Linked DNA regions of Homo sapiens: region 1 is linked to region 2. Evidence: read pairs that join two places in POLR2A ChIA-PET (ENCODE). Cell type or tissue: PC-3. All regions are shown on one strand. Links, peaks and the distances in the headings refer to the core of each region. The heading gives the core; the rest is flanking DNA. Region 1 overlaps ERC1 (ELKS/RAB6-interacting/CAST family member 1). Region 2 overlaps FBXL14 (F-box and leucine rich repeat protein 14).

Region 1 (16,796 bases), core at 4,643-9,642, 240 kb before region 2:
TGTTTGTTTGTTTTTCCTGAAATTTTGATAAATATCCTGTATTCATCCTGGTAAGCATGAGAAGGTTCAGATCGTCTGTGAAATTCTTTAGAGATTGCTAGAAAACAGCATATCCTAGTAATTTTTCTTGCCTTTATGAGGTTGCCATAGTTAAATGTTTTGTCCTGACTCATCTCTTAAACCACCAGTCCACCCTTTTCCATCTGTTTTTCTCCACATTTGGGGATATTACTGGGAATTCTCACAGTTTTATCACCTCACTTCTGAATTGCTTCTGGGCTTAGAATAGGGTAAAGAGCAACACTATTTTTCACCAAAATTTTTGTTGATTTTATTACCTGCAGCCCAACACAAAAATACTGACAAACCTTTCATTTCTAGGAGAACAACTGATTGACCCTAATAGAAAAAATAGACTCTATCAGTCAGGTATTCCAGTGTATAGGAAACAGCGTGTTGTGACATTTGTTTATTTAAGAGATGATGGTTTTCGGCCGGGCGCGGTGGCTCACGCCTGTAATCCCAGCACTTTGGGAGGCCGAGGCGGGTGGATCATGAGGTCAGGAGATCGAGACCATCCTGGCTAACAAGGTGAAACCCCGTCTCTACTAAAAATACAAAAAATTAGCCGGGCGCGGTGGCGGGCGCCTGTAGTCCCAGCTACTGGGGAGGCTGAGGCAGGAGAATGGTGTGAACCCGGGAAGCGGAGCTTGCAGTGAGCCGAGATTGCGCCACTGCAGTCCGCAGTCCGGCCTGGGCGACAGAGCGAGACTCCGTCTCAAAAAAAAAAAAAGAGAGAGATGATGGTTTTCAGGTTTTTTGGGTTTTGTTTGTTTTGATCCTTTGAGGATGGTATGTTGTAGTCCAGAGAAGGTATTTAGAATTGTGACAAGGTAATAAAATTGAGACAAACACGATTATTTATCTTTGTCGAGAGTCACTCCTGGCAATTTTCACATGGACCTTCGTTGAAATGCATCATTGAAATACTAGCGTACATTTTAGGTATTTTACTGTTTCACGGTATGCTTATTAGTCAGTGTAAAATGCATCCTAATCAAAATTAACTACTTTGAAAAGGGAAGTTGATCGCTTCTTGGCCATTTGGCTAAGATCAACTGAAAAGGGAAGTAGAGATAATATGGTACAGCAATTTATTTTTAAAACAATTAGTTTTTTTAAACTGACAAATAAAAATTGTGTATGTCCATCATGTACAACATGATGTTTTGAAATATGTATATTTTGTGGAATTGTTAAATCAAGCTAATTAACATATCATTATCTCACATGCTTGTCATTTTTCATGGTGATAACACTTAAAATCTATACTCAGCAATTTTCAAGATGTAGTAATTTCTATATAGAGAAAATCTGTAGAACTCAGGATTGTCTATTTTGAAGGTTCTTAAGATGTATTTCCAAGAAAATACAGTATAAATTTTGTGATTGATACCACTTTTCATGCTAGCCACATAAATTGTCCTTTTTGCTCCCAGGTTAAGAATTCAAGGCTTACAAAAATGAACACAAGGCTGGGCACAGTTGCTCAAGCCTGTAATCCCAGCACTTGGGAGACCGAGACGGGCAGATCACCTGAGGTCAGGAGTTTAAGACCAGCCTGGCCAACATGGTGCAACCCCGTCTCTACTAAAAATACAAAAATTAGCCAGGGGTGGTGGCGCATGCCTATAGTCCCAGCTACTCAGGAGGCTGAAGCATGAGAATTGCTTGAAGCCGGGAGGCAGAGGTTGCAGTGAGCAGAGATGGCGCCACTGCACTCCAATCTGGTCAACAGAGTTAGACTCGGTCTCAAGAAAAAAAAAATTATAATTGAAAATGAACACAGGTTTCTTGTATGTCTCTCCACTTAGTTGATTCTCTAGAGTGTGGTACATTTTACAATGTGTTGTCTGCAGTGTTTATTTACATTGTCTGGCATGCTACAAAGGTTGGTAGCATTTGCTAATAAGGAACCACTATGTGACCAGTGTAAATGATCTACCAGTGCCTCTTCCTGGTTTCGATTTCTTTCCTAGCAAAATACGGGTATAAGAAGTGAACCAGACGTCTTTAAGAAAGAGTATGTCTGCTACTCTTGTTTCCAAAAGTGTTTATATTTATTCATTAAAGAACTTTTGTTACTGAATTCTTTTTAGGAAACTTAGTGAACCATACACTGCCTGTATGGCCAATGATGAAGAATCAGCTTAAGGGGAAAAAATGTATAATGTCCAGCCAGGCGCAGTGGCTCACGCCTGTCATCTCAGCACTTTGGGAGGCCGAGGCGGGCAGATCACTTGAGGTCAGGAGTTCGAGACCATCCTGGCCAAAACCAACATGGTGAAACCCCGTCTCTACCAAAAATACAAAAATTAGCTGGGCGTGGTGGCAGGCGCCCATAGTCCCAATTACTCGGGAGGCTGAGGCAGGAGATTTGCTTGAACCTCGGAGGCAGAGCTTGCAGCGAGCCGAGATTGTGCCACTGCACTCCAGCCCAGGCAACAGAGTGAAGACTCCATCTAAAAAAAAAAAAAAGTATAATGTCTCACAATATAATGCAACAAGATTTCCTACTCAGGACTTACAAAGACCTGTGTCTCTTAAAATACACGGGTCACCGGAATGTAGGTTTTTTGGTAAGTGCTGAGCATTCCTATATTCATTTCCTTCCTCTGTTTTATGATTCACTGGAAAGCTTCAAGCCTTGAAATATTTCTGATTTGATTTTTGCAATATACTTTTTCTTCCCATTGCCATGCTCGTATTTCTGCACACCTCATGTGCTTATACAGTCCAATCATTTTGATGACTTGGGGAGGTGTGAAGAGGCTGAGCTAGACTTCATATTTTCTCCTGTCCCGTGTTCTTATTGTAAAGGAATGTAGTAATGCACTGTGTCTTTTTTGTGTCTGTTGTTGGCTACATGTCCTCAAAACATATTCAACAAGTAGACGTCTATTGAAAAGAAATTTTCCTAAGTTGTCCCCAAGAAAACGACGACACTGGAGTCAGTTCCGTGTTTATAACAGAGTCCCAACACTTGTTTTTCTCCAGGGTTTCTACAAGAAGAAGCATAAAACAGTGTTAGTATGTGACTGACCTTTGGCTTCAAGGCTTCAGTAAATCCGTAAAGTGAGATTGATTAGGATTAATAGCTTTTTGTCCTAGCTAAAAAGTGTTCGAGATCTTGGCTTAAAAAGAGTTCTTTTTGGCCGGGCACAGTGGCTCACGCCTGTAATCCCAGCACTTTGGGAGGCCGAGGCGGGCAGATCATGAGATCAGGAGTCCAAGACCACCAGCCTGTCCAATATGGTGAAACCCTCTCTACTAAAAAATACAAAAATTAGCCAGGCATAGTGCCATACGTCTGTAGTCCCAGCTACTCGGGAGGCTGAGGCAGGTGAATCGCTTGAACCCGGGAGGCAGAGGTTGCAGTGAGCCGAGATCATGCCACTGCACTCCAACCTGGACGACAGAGTGAGACCGTCTAAAAAAAAAAAAAAAAAAAAGTTATTTTTGATACCTTGGAATGTGTTGGCCGTTTTAGGTGCTTCCAGCATTTTATTCAAAGAGTTGAGAACATAAAAGGATAGCTTGATTATACTTAGACCTTAAAAAACTTTTAGGAGTTCATCAAACACATAACCTTTACAACTGGTTAGACTTCCAGCTTTCCTAAACAAGAGTATGGCACTCTTGCCAGTGTTGGTTTAAAGTACATGTAATTTACATAAAATAGCACTGACTGCAGCCTAGGTCTCTAAGCAGAGAATGCTCTGACAACTTTGTCTCCAGGTCCACTCTACTGTTCCTTATTGAGGAGGGAAACCAGGTTCACAGTGTTGTGCTTTCTTCTTTTGGCACCAAAAGGGGCTCCTCCTGGTTTATGAGTTTTAAAGGATGAGGGAAAAATTCATCATGGGGGATGTTATTTTCCTCAGTGGGTAAGTGAAGTCAGGGAAAAACAGAAAACAATGGAGATAAGAGGATGGGATGCGTTCAGTTTATTCTGTTGTTCTCACCACAGTAATTGACTCAGAAGGGACTCATTCTGAATTTAGTATCTAGTGTTAAAAGAACAGGCCTGGGGCAGGCGGAGGCCAGCACTGAGACACAGTGGTGGGTTGAGACCTATTGTATTTTTTAAGTTGTTCCAAGGCTGTCCAGGTGTCCTGATTTAAAGCCTGCTTCTTAAGTCAGGAAATTGTATCTTGTTCTGAGGTTTACTGTAATAAAGTACACAGTCCTAGGGGATGGTACTTCTGGCTCCATGAATCACTTTACAGGCTGGCTGTACTGACCCAAGCCTCATGATTTATTTATGCCATACCACAGTAGGAATGGCAAATATGTAAGCCACACATGGTCTATGGGATGGGCCTTTAACTGGGAAACTGCCATAAATCCGTGAAGTCAGGTAGGACAGAGCCAGCAGGAGCTCATGTCGTGTACAAGATTTCTTCCTGTTTTATAGGGACTTACAGTTCTAGAGCTAATTAAGTTCATCCTCCTTAGAGTGTATCTGTCTTAGTCTGTTGTGTGTTGTTATAAAAGAATATCTGCGCCTGGATAATTTATAATGTAACAAGGTTTATTTAGCTCATGGTTCTGTGGGCTAAGAAGTTCAAGGGCATGGCCCTGGCTTCTGGCAAGGGCTTTCATGCTGCGTCACAAAACAGCAGAGAAGGTCAAAGGGGAAGGGGACACATGCAAACAGGAGAACCTGAGGGTCCATCCTGGCTTTATCACAACCCACTCTCCTGGGAACTAATCTGTTCCCTGCAATACCTAATGCAGTCTTGTCAGAGTGGGAACTCACTCACTACCACAAGATCAGCACCAAGCCATTCCTGAAGGATTCATGCCCCTGTGACCTGAACACCTCCCATCAGGCCCCACCTCCCAACACCATCATACTGGGAATCAAATTTCAACATGAGTTTTCGTGGGGACAGACAAACCATATCCACACCATAGTGATATCCTTGGACTTTTTGTGTGCTGTGTTTATCCAGTCTTTGATTTACTGCTTACAAATCTAAAGAATAGCTCTGAAATATAGTCTAGTCCTATTGTCACTGATATTTTCTCTTCGATTTATTTCTATAAAGTGTTGCCCATGTTTTTCAAATAATTTCTATGTTTTGAGTAAATACTAAGGAGTGCGATGGCCAGATCTTAAGAGTATGTTTAGTTGTGTACAGAACTGCCAAACTGTCTTCCAAAGTGCTGTACCATTTTGCGTTCCCACCAGCGGTGAATGAGAATTCCTGTTGCTCAGCATTCTTGCCATCATCTGGTAGTGTGTGTTCTGGATTTTGTCCATTGTGGTAAGTGTGTAGTGGTATCTCATTGTTCTCATATGCATTTCCTGATTACGTATGATGTGGAGCATCTTTTTGTATGCTTATGTGCCATCTGTATATATTCCTTGGTGAGGTGTCTGTTAAGGTCTCTGGTGCATTTTCTTCCTTTTATCTTGTTTTATTTTTGTTTTTTATAATATTTTCAATTTTTAATTGATACAACATAATTGTACATATTTATGGGGTACATAGTGATGTTTTAATACATGCAGTGTATCATAAGGCCCATTTTTTAATCAGATCATTTATTTTCTTAGTGTTGAATTTTAAGTATCTTTTGTATTATTTTGGATAACAGTCCTTTATCAAATGTATCTTTTGCAAGTATTTTCTCCCATTCTGTGTCTTATTTTCTCATTCTCTTAATATTTGAATATTTAAACACATATTATTTATAAATTAATGGTACATTATTTATAATAATGGTTAAACGGTTGGTAAGTAAATCACTGCTGAGTATATACTGCTTTGAAGGGCCCAAGGATCCATTAGGCCTCCAGCTTTAACCCAGCACAGCATTCTGAAATACCCAATTCTCCCCAGAGTTTCAAGAGTCACCAGGCCTTAACCTTCTTATTGCCTCAAGGACTCTTAGAGCTCACCAGGCTCCTCCTACCACAAGCCTTCATCATATCACCCTGTTCCTGTTGCTTAGGGAGCTTTCTCAGGATAGCATTTCAAGATTGAGTACCCATCCTAGTTTTCTCAGTGTTCCTTGTGAGCCGTGTCACATAGAAGGCATTTAATAAATGTGTGCTGAACTGAGCTGAACCAGCAAGGGCAAAAGGGATTTAAGAGACTGCCGTTTTAATTGAAAAGGAGTAAAAAGACACTGGGAAAGGCAGCATGTATTGGGGGAATATGAGAAATTTCCAAATCACTGGACCATCAGGCTGGAAAATTTAGGTTGGAGCCAAACTGCAAATGGTTTGAATGTCATCATGTATAGTTTATGTATTTATATATACTTACCTTTCTCATAGAAGGGTGAATTTTTATATTATAATAGCTAGAATGTTCTTAGAATTTATCTTCTTAATTCAGAAAACATCACATTGAGATCTGTCAGTAAACCCCCCACACACACAAATAATTTCTTGTCCTCATTGACCTTCGGTCTGAGCTCTTAATGCAGTTTTCTCTACTACACTTGTCCATGCACATAGTGGTCGCAGACATTTGAGAGAATGAAAATCATGTGTTTAATGAGAGATTGTTATCGGAGACTGTAGCACTTGTTTTACTTTATTCTTTCTATTGCTTTTTCTCTTTTTGTTTCTTTCAAAGTACATACAAATACATATTCATTATATCCTATGTAAGGGAATGTGTATTTACTCTAGAATAGGACTACTTTAAGTTTGAGATGGCTTTTTGCTTTTAAAAATATAGATGAGTGTGATTTAGGCATGTATATTCAGTCAGATCTTTTAGCTCTCACCTTGATAAAATTATTGGGTACGAGAAGCAATCAAGTCTTCTTTTCTTTTCTTTTTTTTTTTTTTTTTTCTGAGATGGAGTCTCGCTTTATCACTCAGGCTGGAGTGCAGTGGTGTGATCTCTGCTCACTGCAAGCTCCGCCTCCCGGGTTCACACCATTCTCCTGCCTCAGCCTCCCGAGTAGCTGGGACTACAGGCGCCCGCCACCACACCCAGCTAATTTTTTGTATTTGTAGTAGAGATGGGGTTTCACCGTGTTAGCCAGGATGGTCTCGATCTCCTGACCTCGTGATCCGCCTGCCTCGGCCTCCCAAAGTACTGGGATTACAGGCGTGAGCCACCGCGCCCGGCCTACAAATAATGCTTTAACGCTAAAGAGACAGGAGAACATTTTCAAATATTTTAAGGACAGTTATTTGAAAGAATGAATTTCTTTTATGGAGCTTAAAGGAATAGAACTAGGGTTACAAAGAGACAGCTCTTTCAGTCTTAATAATTATGCAGGATAATAAAAAATATAAATAAAACTTAAAAACAGAGAGCTTTTGGGATCAGTTCTATAAGTAATTTCCTAAGAGGTTGTCAAAGCTGGTATAGGCACCAGCTCATTCAATGTGTTTAAACATAGGCTGGGGGGCCACTTGGCAGCCATGTGGTGTGGAACACAAGCAAGCCGTGATTTTCATGAATGGATCTGTTCTGTGAGGTCTCTTGTTATGCTAAGAGTTTGTGATTCTGGTTTTGTTTTGTGTGATCTTGAAAGACTGATTTATGATCTCTTTCCACTTGTTTACTGCTGTTTACTGCTCAGCCCATTGCAATATAGCTTCTGCCTCCAGCCCTGAAACTACCCTCCAAAGTAGTAACTTTCGAAAAACTAAATCCGATGGAAATTTTGTATTCTTTATCTTGACCTGCCTGTGAATCTTTAACATGTTTTATCTCTTCTTATTTCTGGAAACTTTCTTTATCTTTGGCTTCCAGGGGACCACCTTCTTTTTGTTTTCTTTTTCCTCTAAGACCATTCCCCCTCAGTTCTTCATAGACTTCTTCCACCAGTGCTGTGTGCCCCGCCTCTTATCTTGGTGGTCTCGTGTCTTATCTTGGTGGTCTCATGTACTCCTGTGATTTTAATTACTTTCAGTGCTGATCATTCCCACGTAGTCTTTAATCGGGTCCTGATTGCAGGACTGTCAGTACAACTGCCTACCAGGTATCTCCCCAGATTCATAAGGTTGATGTAAAGATTAAATTACTTAGTTAAGGCCAGGTGTGGTGGCTCATGCCTGCAATCCCAGCACTTTGGGAGGCCGAGGTGGGCCAATCACTTGAGGTCAGGAGTTCGAGACCAGCCTAGCCGACACGGTGAAACCCCTGTCTACTAAAATTAGAAAAACCAGCTGGGCATGGTGGCAGGCACCTGTAACACCAGCTACTCAGGAGGCTGAGGCAGGAGAATCATTTGAACCTGGGAGGCAGGGGTTTCAGTGAGCCGAGATTGCCCCGTTGCATTCCAGCCTGGGCGACAAGAGTGAAACTCCATCTTAAAAAAAAAAAACTTAGTTGAAGGTGCCTAGTAGAATATCTGGCTCTATAGTAATCATGCTGGCAATGCTAATTATAGTGAGTGTTTACCCAGTTCATTCATACTCTTGAAGAATCATTTATTTATCCTTTTCTTGGGTCAGGGCGCAACAGAGCCTTGCTCTGTCATCCAGGCTGGAGTGCCGAAGCGCAGTGTCGGCTCACTGCAACCTCCGCGTTCTAGGTTCAGTTGATTTTCCTGCCTCAGCCTCCCAAGTAGCTGAGACTACAGGAGTGCGCCCGGCTAGTTTTTGTGTTTTTGTAGAGACGGGGTGTCACCAAGTTGGCCATGCTGGTCTGGAACTACTGACCTCAGGTGATCCGCCCACCTCAGCCTCCCAAAATCCTGGGATTACAGCAGTCCGCCCACTGATTTATCTTTAAATCACCACTTCCCAAACTGTTTTCTCTTGTACTAGTATCCCTCAAGGTGGTAAGTGATGTTCCACCCAGAAAAGAGAGAAGGTGGGGTTCCATGATCAGTTAAGTTTGGAAAATACTTTATAGGTAGGGTTGGAACTTTTTCAGGGGCCAGATTGTAAACTTACTGGGCTCTGTGGGCCATTTGGTCTCTGTCACACTACTCAAATCTCTTGTAGCACCAGCGTAGCCATAGAAAATATATAAGCAAATGAGCAAGGTTTTGTTCACTAAAATTTTATTTGTGGACACTAAACTTTGAATTTCATATAATTTTCACAAAATGTAATTATTATATGTTATATGCTATATTATTTGGGGTTACAAAAGTATTATTATTTTCTTTTTTTTCAACCATTTAAAAATGGAAAAGCCATTCTTTGCTCATGGGCCATGGGCTGGCTTTGACCATGAGTGGCAGTAGCTTGCTGATTCCTGCTTTAAAATATAGCCCCCTATTAAAGATATGCAACCTACACCATAAAAAGCTTTTCTAAGTTCTGCAGCAGTGCTGTTATGACCAGTGTTCCTCAAACATATTTGACCGTGGAAATCTTTTGTCATGCTTATTTGTTACTGTCTCTTGCTGTACTTCTGTGGAATGTGCTTTTGAGAAATACTGACCTAGAGAATAGCTATGTATGCCAGAGGTAAAGTTTGGCCTGTGGAGCAGACTGTAAATAACAAGAGAAAGCGTCTTGTCTTTATTCCTCTTGCTCTGATCGTCAGCTCCAACTGGTCACAGACAGAATGGTATTTTGGGAAACTGAATTCACTCTACGAGGTGGGCACCAGTGAACCACTAAAGCTGAGTCAAAGATTAGCTGAATTGAGGGTGGACATGATGAAGTTAATTCCGTCAACCAGCTTCAGAAATGGGAAAAATGGCTTTAACGTAAGGTAAAATAGAGGTGCTCTAAGTGAGATAAAATACTCGGTCCTGGCTGGGTGCGGTGGCTTACACCTGTAGTCCTAGCACTTTGGGAGGCCAAGGTGGGTGGATTGCTTGAGCTCAGGAATTCAAGACCAGCCTGGGCAACGTGATGAAACCCTGTCTCTACACACACAAAAAATTAGCCAGGCCTGGTGGCACATGCCTGTGGTCCCAGCTACTTGCAGGGCTGAGATGGGAGGATCGCTTGAGCCTAGGAGGTCAAGGCTGCAGTGAGCTGAGATCACACCACTGCACTCCTGCCTAGGTGACAAAGTGAGACTGTCAAAAAAAAAAAAAAGTGTGTGTGTGTGTGTGTGTGTGTGTGTGTGTGTTTATATATTTATATTCCGTTGAGGAAGAAGAGATCCAGAGGTCATATGCAAAATATAAACAGTAATAGGTATCAATTTCTATAGTTTTGAAATCTTTACTGCTGTTGTTTTAAAATATGCAAAAGTTTAAAACTTAAAAAATTGAGTTTATATATAATAAAATTCTAAAACTTGCTTTGAAATAATATTTTCAGTTGCTGTTTTTGTGTGTGTGTGTCTTTGAGAAGTAGGATGTGTGACTCAGTAGGGAGTAAAGGTTATTGCTTTACTATTTTGAGCATATTTTTCCCTAATAAAAATAATGCCATAGCTAAGGAGAGAACCTTCAAATTAAAAACAAAAACACTTTCATTTTAAAAGTCTACGCTTCCCATCTTTTTATGTCTACTTTAACCGTATGCCCCTTATTAAAAGGAAAAATTGGTGTAGTAAGCATTGTTTTTAAATTCTGTCTGGCATTTGGCAAGCAGCTAGAACCTATAGGAGGATGCAGAAAAGATGGGACCATCCCAGCTGATGAGAATTTATCTACCTGATGCAGGCATAGTCATTGCCCATTCCCACAGAATTTACATACCAGGTGTCTCATTCCAAACCTGTGTAGGAGAAAAGGGACTCTTATAGTTTTTGCCAACAGATTGATAGCTGATGAATAATAAAATTGTTGAATCATTAATGCAAGAAGGTAATAAATTACCGGGTTTGTTTTCATCCATTTGGCCAACAAATGTTTTTGGTGACCTCCAAGATCTCAGTAGCCCCAATGTCTTCAGTACTCTCTCAGCATCCCAGCATGCACTCATATATATCCCTGACAGCTTTCATAAGCTTCCTATACAGCTATAGGAGTATATCTCGGATACTTACGCATTGGAGCAGCTCCTACTTTTTTTGTAAGTGTACCACAAATCCCAAAATTAGATGTTCTATGTAACGCTGGCTATTTTATGAGATCAAGACACAGTTGGATCTTGATTTTGCTGGAGGTGGAGACCTGAGTGCCCTGACACTGCTGGCATTCTTCTAGCAAACGTCATGACAAACAGACGTGGAATGCAGCACAGGCTAAAGAAAGGCGAGCAAGCCCCCTCGGTAGCACAGTGTGGACAGCTGGTATGGACATGCTATCCATCTAAAACTGGGAAAGGTTAAATAAACAGTGGGACAGTGACAAAGTGCAGAGATTAATTGCCGAAAGCATTCAATAATTCTTAAAACAGACATCTAAATAAGCAGAAGCATTCTGGAGTTTGAGTTCTGAGAGACAATGTAAGAAGACTTTATTTACTTTTGGAGACAGAGACTTCCTAAGGAAAGAAGACAAGATAAATGGTGTAGTCCAAAAGTAGACATATATAACAACAGGTGTACCTTAGTTTGAAGGGACTACATCTTCATATGGGAAGATTGTATTCTGAAATTTTCTGTTCATATTACATACACTATAAAACATGAAGCGTAAAGGACATACTGTTGTAAAATAATAAAGACAAAATGAGAGAAAAGGCCAATATAAATCTTTTTATCAGACCATCTCCAGATGTTACTGTGAACCTACTACTTAGCTTCATCTCTTGAGGCTCAAGCTCAGCTTCCCCTCCTCCAACTTCATCCCCAGATCTCCAGCGCAGATCAGTGGGTTTAAGACATAATTCAGTAGAGATTTTGATAGGATTTGAGTAAATCCCTAACAGAAACTCCCTTGGCTTGCCAGCTATTTTTAAAGGCAGATATGTAGAAAGCAGAAGATCCTAAATTCACCTATCTGTCTTGTGATAGCCCTTGCCAGGAAAATAGGAGATTTGCCCAAGAATATATTATAGGATGTTCTTGTGGTACATGCCTGTAGTCCCAGCTTCTTGGGAGGATGGCTTGAGCCCAGCAGTTTGAGGCTACAGTGAGCTGCGATCATGCCTGTGAAAAAACATTGCACCCCAACCCGGACAACATAGCAAGGCCTTGTCTGTTCAAAAAAAAAAAAAACACTAAACTTTTTTTTTTTTCAAATAATACATTAGATAGAACCAACCCATAGAAGTCATCTCTGCATAATATTTCTAAGTCCAATAATGATCAACATTATGAGTGCCTGCAATATCATGAGAATTTAAGAGTCAAAAGTTACTTTGATCATTTTCACTATGGAATTGAAAGATTCTTTTTATATACTTATTGGATTAGGAAAGTACATACAAATGCTAAAAATCCAGTCTTGGCAAGGATGTAGGGAATCAGAGGTATGTAATACCTTAATGTTGGTCTTTTAAATCAGCTCGTCTTCCTCTAAAACAGTGGATCTCAAGTATAGATGTCCATTCCAGAAACTCAGTAGGTCTGGAGTAGAGCACAGACTTCCATTTTGAATAATTTCTTTCATGTTTGAGAGCCACCATTGTAAAGCAAATCTGATACCATGTAATAAGCTATACAACTCTCCACAGCCGCTGACCTATTTGTGAGCCCTTCTTGGGTTCTGCAGGGGAAAGCTGCTTCCCGCTCATAGACTGAATTATGTCTTAAATCCACTGATCTGTGCTGGAGATGTGGGGATGAAGTTGGAGGAGGGGAAGCTGAGCTTGAGCCTCAAGAGATGAAGCTAAGTAGTAGGTTCGCACTCTGGATTGATTTTCATATGCTAAATCATTTAGAATTTCCATATCCATTTTCACTTCAACCGTTATAGTTTGGCATGACATAAATCTTCTTACATCGACAAAGATAAGAGTTTGCTTCATTTTTTCATTCTGGTGTTTGGGAGTAATTTTCTGGAGGAAAATGTCACTGATAGGTCTTTGCTCTGCTGCCTTGAAGTCAGGAATCCAAAATTGTCATTAGTACTATATTGGAGCCCTCAAAACTTTGACCAAGGTGGGGAAAGAAAAAGCATAACAGCTTCAGGGAAAAGTAGGCTCAGTCGAGGCTTTCTCCCTGAGGATCAGTAATTGTAGCATGGTGAGGGGTTGGATAATCAATCATTTTAGGTCAAATTAAACATATTTTCTTTACGAGTTCTGTCAAAATAGGTAGACATGAGGTAGAATCCAGGAGTCACTTCTACACTCAACAGAAATAGAGACAACTCACTAGAACTAAGACTGTAAGGAACAGTCTAAGATGGTCTTAGTTCATTTTATTGCTGTAATAATAAAGTACCACAGACTGAGTAATTTATAATGAACAGAAATTTTGGCTTATGGTTCTGGAAGCTGGTAAGTCCAAAAGCAAGGAACCGACACCTGGCAAGGGTCTTTTTGCTGTGTCATCCCACGGTGGAAGGGCAAAGAGGGTAAGAGAAAGGCGGAAGGCAGGTAAAAGGAGGCCACACCCCGCTTCCTCGTTAACAGACCTACCCTTACAATAATGGCATTAATCCATTCATGAAGACACAGCGGTCATGGCCTAGCATACCCTAAGCGTTCTACCTATTAATACTGTTACAAAGGCAGTTAAATTTCAACATGAGTTTGGGAGGGAATAGTCAAACCTTGGCCCACTCACTGAATTGATGTTGTTTTCCTTTCTGTTATAATGTTTCACCGTAAACTGTAGTTCCCTACATATTATATTGAAAGGACTATTGGTCTGTATATATTTGTGTATCACAAAAGAGTTACGTCATCTTTAGAGTCTTCTAACATGGAGAATATATAGATACATTTTATATACAATTTGATAGTTAACTAATTCTATAGATGCAGGCTTTTTTTTTTAAAGAAAGATACTATGTGCCATTATTTTGCAAATTAATGTAAATCTTAAAAATTTTTAGTGGATTTTATTCTAAACAGTAAATACCAAATGAGCAGACATTGTCGTAACTAGGTACTCCCTTCTCCTCTGGCATCTTTTTTGTTTGTTTGTTTAAGAAGACATTCTGAGGCTTATTGTAATTTCTTAATTTCTCTTCTGATTTTTAAATTTCAGTTATGTTGTCTGTTTTACTATTGACAGACATTGTTAAGTATAATTCAAAAGTAAAGAAGCTTAGAATATAAACAGGGATCTGGATGTCATTCAGCAGAAGTGCTCTCTAGTCATGAAGAAAATGAAGCTTGGCTATGAAGTAGAAGAATCTTTCTATCAAAAAATAAGAACGTTGGAACTTAGGATCCAATAGAGTCGCACAATAGTCATATAGGTGATTTTACACTTACTTCATTGGGGCTGTCATGGCTCAAATATATTTGTGATCCTTTTCTTGGAAATTGCTTTCAGAGCCAGTTTGCAGGATGCCCCTAAAAATAAATATGCACTTACACTTCACTGTAATCCAAAACCTATCACTCTGATTCATTGTGCACAAGACTTGGTGTCAAAATTAAAATTCAGTTAATAAAAAGGGTATTTGTCATAATTCCAAATATTTAAATAATGCAATAAAACTGTGAAGCTTAAAGAGAAATTTGGCAGCATCACTGGAATAAATTTTTGTGTAACTTCCCAAAATTAATTCCCTGAAGAATATATCTTTCATTTCAAATATAAGTACAAGTATATTTTATAAAGGAAGCAGCTAGATAACTTTTGCTAAAGTAACGTTTAAGGAAATACAGGGCTGGGTACAGTGGCTTACACCTGTAATTCCAGCACTTTGGGAGGCCAAAGTGAGAGGATCACTTGAGCCCAGGAGAGCAGCCTGGGCCACATGGTGAAACCCCCTCTCTAATAAAAATAAATAAATAGAATAGAATAAGCTAGGTATGGTGATGCCAGCTACTTGGTATGTAGTCCCAGCTACTTGGGATGCTGATGTGGGAGAATCACCAGAGTCTGGGAAATCTAGGCTGCAGTTGTTGGCTATGATCTCACCACTGCACTCCAGCCTGGGTGATGGGAGTGAGGCTCTGTCTCAAAAAAAAAAAAAAAAAAAGGTGGGCATGGAAGATGAATGGAAGATACTCAAAGATAGACCCACGAAACTGAGGATATGCTATTTCAGTCTCTGGACTAAAAAAAATTGCCTGTTTTCATGGACACAGGAAGGGGAACATCACACACCGGGGACTGTTGTGGGGTGGGGGGAGGGAGGAGGGATAGCATTAGGAGATATACCTAATGCTAAATGATGAGTTAATGGGTGCAGCACACCAACAGGGCACATGTATACATATGTAACAAACATGCACATTGTGCACATGTACCCTAAAACTTAAAGTATAATAATTAAACATAAAAAAATAAAAATTAAATTAAAAATTGCCTGTTTTTATTAAACTAGTAAACAATTTGTAGAAATGCATGATTTGATTAAATGAGTTTTGGGTGCCACCTTCATAAGGGAAGCTAGAACTGTGCTTAAATACCAGGAGCCCTGCTACCTTCTTAATCTTGAGCACTAAAACTAAGACCTATATCTAAAAACTTAGCCTAAATTCGCATTCCACCGTCATGAATATGGAATGAAAATCTCTCATGAAGTTGGTTTTCATGAAAGTGCCTCCAGGAAAGCAAAACTCTGGAACATTGGGCCACATTTATAAGACCGTGATTATTCATTAAAAAACTGAGGATGTAATATTTGGAAGGCCTTTACTTACTATCAACTCATCAACAGTATGGGATGAAACTAGCAGCTTGACTTTCTGTATGAAGTATGGGGGAAAGAGTGGAAAGAATGTCAGAGTTCACTGGGACCTTCTTTAGAGCCATGGGGCTGAATTTTATTTAAAATATTCATTGGAAAAGCACCTGGATTCCAATGCTTCTTAAAGTCATTCTGTTTTTCCATGCAGTTCGTTATTTGCTTTTAGACCTTTTATCTCCAAGTTGTTTTATTTAGTTGCTAGTATTTCTTCAGGTGTCATTATCTTGCATCCCTCTAGAAGATAAGACACACTATTGTGTGCATGTGAAATTAGAATTCCTATAAATATCTCATTCTTGAACAAATTTTCAGTATCACCATAAATGATATTTAACACTAAGTGGCCAAAAACAAGTCATTCACAGAGATTCTGCATCATATTCAGTCTGACAGCACTGAAGCTGTGGTTGTGTATTTTTAACTACACTTAATGAAAAAGGACATCAGGACTCCAGCAAAGTTGCCAGCATTCACCAGGTCTTATGAGTTCTTCTGCCCTAGACCTTTTCTCATCTGCTCTGTCCATCCGATCTTGGCACTCGCCAGCTCTGCCTTCTTAGTCCAGCAGTGGCTCGATAAGAACCGTTGATCTTCAGAGCTCTGTCTCTCTCTCTCTGTCTCTCTCTCTCTCTCTCTCTGTCTCTCTCTCTCTCGAAGAGCTGGAAAAGAGGACTCGAGGAAAAAATATTCATAGGGTAATTTGTATCTTCCACATTATTTAAATTTGGAAGCATAAAAATACATTGTGCTTGAATCATGCTGGGTGAAATAAGCCAGATACAAAAGGCCAAATGCTGTGTGATCCTACTTATATGAGGTACCTGGAGTAGTCAGATTCAAACACAGAAAGTAGAATCGTGGCTGCCAAGGGCTGGAAGGGGCAGAGGAGGGTGTTAGCCTTTCATAGGTGTAGAGTTTCTTTTCAGGAAAATGAAAAATCTTTGGATATGGATGGCGGTGACAGTTGCACAGCAGTATCAGTGTGCTTAATGCCACAGAAATACACACTTTAAAATGGTTTAAAATGGTCAATTTTATGTTATCTGTATTTGACTATAGGTTAAAAAACGTGCTTATACTTATCATGTTTGCTATATGAGAACATTCCTCATTCAGAAGATTTTATGGTTCTT
Region 2 (5,000 bases), core at 1-5,000:
ACCTTCTGCATTGGTCATTAAGTCTAGAGCAGCCCAGGTTCTGACACTAGGTTCTCCTCTAATTACCTAGGCAAAATCTTTTCCACTTTGTTAAGCATCTTTTCCCATTTATAAAATTAAATGTACCACATCTGCCAGATTTGGGAAAACAAAAATGTTGAGACAGAGAAACCGAACATTGTGTTATGACTGAGTTCTTCCACAGATCACACTCACATTCCTGACCTGGTCTCACTTGGGTTTCTCTGCTGCGCCACGGCTGCAGACCCAGTTCTCTTCTTTGTAATTGAGACTCATTTGTTTCCACTATCACAAATGCAAGTATCCTTGTAAGTTTTTTATAAGGATATAAAGCATTTGTTCCTTAAACAACTAAAGTGGCCGGGCGCGGTGGCTCATGCCTGTAATCCCAGCACTTTGGGAGGCCGAGGCGGGCGGATCACTTGAGGTCGGGAGTTTGAGACCAGCCTGACCAACATGGAGAAACCCCGTCTCTACCAAAGATACAAAATTAGCCGGGCGTGGTGGCACACGCCTGTAATCCCAGCTACTCAGGAGACTGGGGCAGGAGAATCACTTGAACCTGGGAGGCGGAGGTTGCAGGGAGCCAAGATCGTGCCATTGCACTGCAGCCTGGACAACAAGAGTGAAACTCCGTCTCCGTCTCAAAAAAAAAAAAAAAAAAAAATTGAAGTAGAAGAGTAATGAAATAATAGAAACTTAAGTCTTCTTTTTAAAGAAAATATGTGCACTTTTCTGGGTTAATAAATAGCAGGCAGAGGAATTCCACTTCGATTGTTTTATTGGGAGTGGGGGTTTAACATACCCCACTCTGGTGCTGCTCAGTTAAGATCTCAAGCTTACTTTCTTTTGCACCTCAACTGGAGGGCTTGGCTTTACATACGACCAAATATTCTGGGTTGGTAAAGGCAACTCCAGCAGGCAAAATCAGAGCAATCCCTGGAAAAGAGGAAAAAACTGAAACTGATCATTTGTGGACATTTAAATTTACCAATTGTCTAGAAATTCCATACAAGAGCTGAGATATATGCTCTTGTTCCAACTGTGCACTTACCTTTGATACTTCATTAAGTAAATTATTAATATTTGGCACTGATCTAAATATGCATGTCCCATCTGTTTTACAACTTTTTAAAAAATTTAACTTGCTGCCTGATAGTTAACCAAGTGCATTGACAGAAATGAGGTAAGTATGTGACCCAAGTCTGAGCTTAGGTTTGAATGCAGCTTTCTAATTTCTAATGCTGTGCTTTACTCATGATCCACATTATTTCATCAAAAAGCCTCACCCCTCTGACTCCTCAGGGGTTCATAATGGCACAAAATTTAGGTCTTGCCCTCTACTAAAGGGATGGAATTAACTTTTAAAAGGGGTGATGTTTGATGCAGGGAAGAGAAAGAGAACAGAGAGAGGGGACCACTAGATGACTTACTATAGTCCCTCCCTTTCTACCGCAGAACACAGCAGAGATCAGAGGCCAGGGCTTTCCCTTTCATAGAACTGGGAAGAGACAGTTGTCAGAAGCTGCATGAGGTCTTGGTTTTGTTTTACAAATCTGATCTTTTAATCAAGAGGTTCTTATTCTTTAGAAACACAGTGGTCCCTGGGGGCCACTACCCTTTCCCTTTGAAAACTTGAATTCGAATTCTCTAAGTCAAAAGTGAAAGGTTTTGTTTGTATTCTAAGACCAGCACCTATCTAGTAACCACTTCAGGAAAGCAGCAGGATTTGGGAGCTAGGCCATGCTTTAATTTACATATCATATGTCCTTATGTAAGAGAAAGTTCATACCTTTCAAAAGAAAAAGGAACGTTTGCTTTTTTACATCTTTGTTGTTCATCTGACTCATGAAAGAACATGATCGGTTCGAGTTTATTTTTAGGATATACTGGTACTGGCTTTTAGTTTTAGTAAATGTTAAGTTGGACAAGTTAGGGGCCTAGCTTGGGAGCTGCAGAAATTGGCTGAGCCCCACAGGTGATTTATAGATAATCTTTCCAGTAAGAACATTGAAGGGCTACACACAATGACACTTAGAAAAAGAAGGGAAATGAAGCTGTTCCTTGACTACTACCCAGTTTCTGTTGAGGTTTATTACTTCTAGATGATAAGGTTTACACGAAGTTTACATTATGTTTTTTCAGTTCTCAAGTTTCAGCAAATACCTGAACCAAGTTTTTTTCTGTTATTCTAAGAACTGCCCTGGAGTGCCTTTTAACTTTTGTACCACCACGCAAAGTGTACTATCAATTCATGTCCTTTAGCTCTTCTATTCTTCAATGCATTTCTCCCATTCCTGTAGGTATGGCGGGGATCAACTTTTCATACCACCAAGAGTCACCCCTATTCCCTTTGAAGTACTGCCCTATGGCATAAGCTTGTTCATACGGTGTTCAAACAGCTACCGTTCACTTCTATGAGGGTCACCTTACTGGAAACCAAGGTATGACGAGTAACTAAATCTTCTCATCAAGCAGAAGGGAGCTGGACTTTAGAAATGGAGCCTGGGCCACGCAGAGTGGCTCACGCCTGTAATCCCAGGACTTTGGGAGGCCGAGGTGGGCAGATCGCTTGAGCCCAGGAGTTTGAGACCAGCCTGGGCAACATGGTGAAACCCTGTTTCTACAAAAAAAATACAAAAAAAAAAAAAAATAGCCAGCCATGGTGGTGTGCGCCTGTAGTCTCAGCTACTCAGGAGGCTAGGTGGGAGGATCACTTGAACCTGGGAAGTCAAGGCTGCAGTGGGTTGTGATTGTACCACTGCACTCCTGCCTAGGCAACAGATCAAGACCTTGTCTCAAAAAAAAAAAAAAAAAAAAAAGATCAAGACCTTGTCTCAAAAAAAAAAAAAAAAAAAGACAGGAAGGCAGGAAGACAGGAAGGAAGGGAGGGAGGGAGGGAGGGAAATGGAGAAATGGAGCCTAGGTTTGAATCCTGGCTCCCTCACTTACTGGTTGGGTAACTTACGGCAGGAATTATGACTTATCTGGAAAACAGGGATAATACCTGTTTCAGCAGGTTGCTTTGAAGATTAAAACTTACAAGTACCTTGTAAAACACACATAGGTTCTCAACACGTTAATTGCTTTCCATCCAAAAAGGTTGAGAGATGAGCAGTTGACCTTCACTAACCACTCTAGGTGGTTTATCATCTTTCCCAGAGAAGCTCCGGCTATATACTAAGTATGCCTCATTCAGGATAAGGATATAGCTAGACCCATGGTCGTAACTTTCAAACATCAATTTGCCGACCTTTAGTCAAGCGTATATTTAACATTTAACGTAAAAAGGAGACAAAACAGAAGAACGTGCTTCACGTTACAGGTGGTAGGAATATTTTGCCTATTAAAATGAAGAATGTGAATACAGAGCCTAAGACTTGGGTGCTCAAATTTTTATCAATTGAATCTGTACAGCCATGCAGTCTCTTGGAAGAAAAACAGACTAAGAACCCACTGCCGTGTAACCTTCAGGAGTTGTGTCAAATGCTGGATTAGAAAGCTGACCCTAATTCAGAGTCCCTACTTCTTAATAGGCTTCACACTTTTTTTTTTTTCCAGGCATTAAGCACTGTAACCTAAGTGGGAAGAAAGAGATCCACACCTTCCCCAAAGAAACAGAAGATGGATCTAGTGTCAGGCTCAATTAGACCCAATTGTGATGACTCTCCAAAAAGGAACAATGCGGCTTTTGTGATATGCTCAGGCAGAAAGCTTGGACATTTTACAAAACAATCTTATCCCAAGAGAAACCTGGGTTCCAGCCCTCTTCCTGGAAAGAGGGGTTGATCCAGGAAAGTTTTATACTACTCTTATCAGCTCTTGCTGAGATCAGTATTTTTTTTAACAATCTCAGAAACAACCCAGACCAATGTGAAACCAGGAATATGAACCACTCCCCTGTTGGAGCACTCACACCCATAGGTCTCCACAGCCAAACCACAGGGTGTCAGATTATTTTGTTACTGTCTACCAAAGGGAACTCTTGCTGGAATTCTGGTATTTCATTAATCTGCCCCGATTTCAGTCTAAAAACCCTTGACAGAGTGGATCCAGCGGCCAGCCTCGGCTATTGGAAGTGCTAAAATGCAAATGTGCAAAATCCTGGCCAAGCTCCCCATCCCCCAGGAAAGTGCTTCCTTACAGCCGGGCCTGGAGGGGAATGTGAAAAAGAGGGCTTGAGCTGCCCTCCTCCTCTCCACCCGGACCCTCGCTCACACTGGGAGATTCAGTATGCATGACTGAGCCGGCAAGCACGCAAGGACAGCGCTCTTTTAACTTTTCTCAACAATGGCTTCAGTCCTTCCACCTTCACATCCTCCCCACACCCACTCTCAGGGTAAAAAAAATCCATCTTTCTTGCCCACGTCGTGAACCACTTTTCAACATCACCTCTAGATCTCATTTTCACCCAAAGAAAAACTGGCCACTCGGGGAAACTGTGACTTACATACAAATCTGGTTTTTTAAAAAGTTTCATTTTGTTCAATTTCTTTAAATTTCCACGTTGTTGAAAGTTTAAAGCCAAACATTATATAAATCTCCAGTCTAATCACATTTCTAGAAACAAAACATGTCAGTAGTAAACCTTATACAGAATAAAATTCTACCCATGAGTTGACTCACCCCCACATAGGATGCACCAAACTCCACCTTGCGTCCTCTTAGAGTATACAAACAACACCTCCTACCTTGGCATGTACCCAAGCACACAATGCCTTAAAAATAATTCGCAGATACAAGGCTGTTGTTTTTTTTTTTTTTTTCAAAAACATACTTCATATTTCCTCTTTTATTATATAAATATCAGTTTAACCTTTTACTGTAAGAATATAAACGTTTTAAGAGGATCTTTGTTATTATTTATACAAATTCACAAACAGTACAATTAATTGATAAAGGTCTCTGGGTTTCTTTAACTCCATGGTCTTGCATGTTGCTGTGGAGGGTTCTAAAGAAATAACAACAAAAATCCAACG

What was found. ChIA-PET counts read pairs that join two places held together with the same protein. Peaks named below come from ENCODE experiments on the same cell type or tissue, not always from the same donor. Only the 100,000 strongest peaks of a DNase experiment are listed, where the experiment ranks them.
Region 1: POLR2A ChIA-PET joins it to region 2 with 11 read pairs; 4 of 35 experiments call an interaction of 5 or more read pairs at or near these places.

What each region holds. Positions count from the first base shown.
Region 1 is chr12:1,346,169-1,362,964 of GRCh38, forward strand. The region is part of intron 15 of ERC1 (ELKS/RAB6-interacting/CAST family member 1); the gene reads left to right. Among named protein-coding and RNA genes, the nearest start is that of LINC00942, 150 kb to the right of the region's middle. In PC-3, for the core only: no CTCF peak of the experiment used is centred there; no DNase peak of the experiment used is centred there; H3K27ac peaks cover 192 bases.
Region 2 is chr12:1,586,577-1,591,576 of GRCh38, forward strand. All of the region lies in intron 1 of FBXL14 (F-box and leucine rich repeat protein 14), which reads right to left. Among named protein-coding and RNA genes, the nearest start is that of FBXL14, 5.5 kb to the right of the region's middle. RefSeq lists an enhancer at 1,266-1,925. In PC-3, for the core only: a CTCF peak has its summit at 4,674; a DNase peak (open chromatin) is centred at 4,685; H3K4me3 peaks cover 2,133 bases; H3K27ac peaks cover 1,093 bases.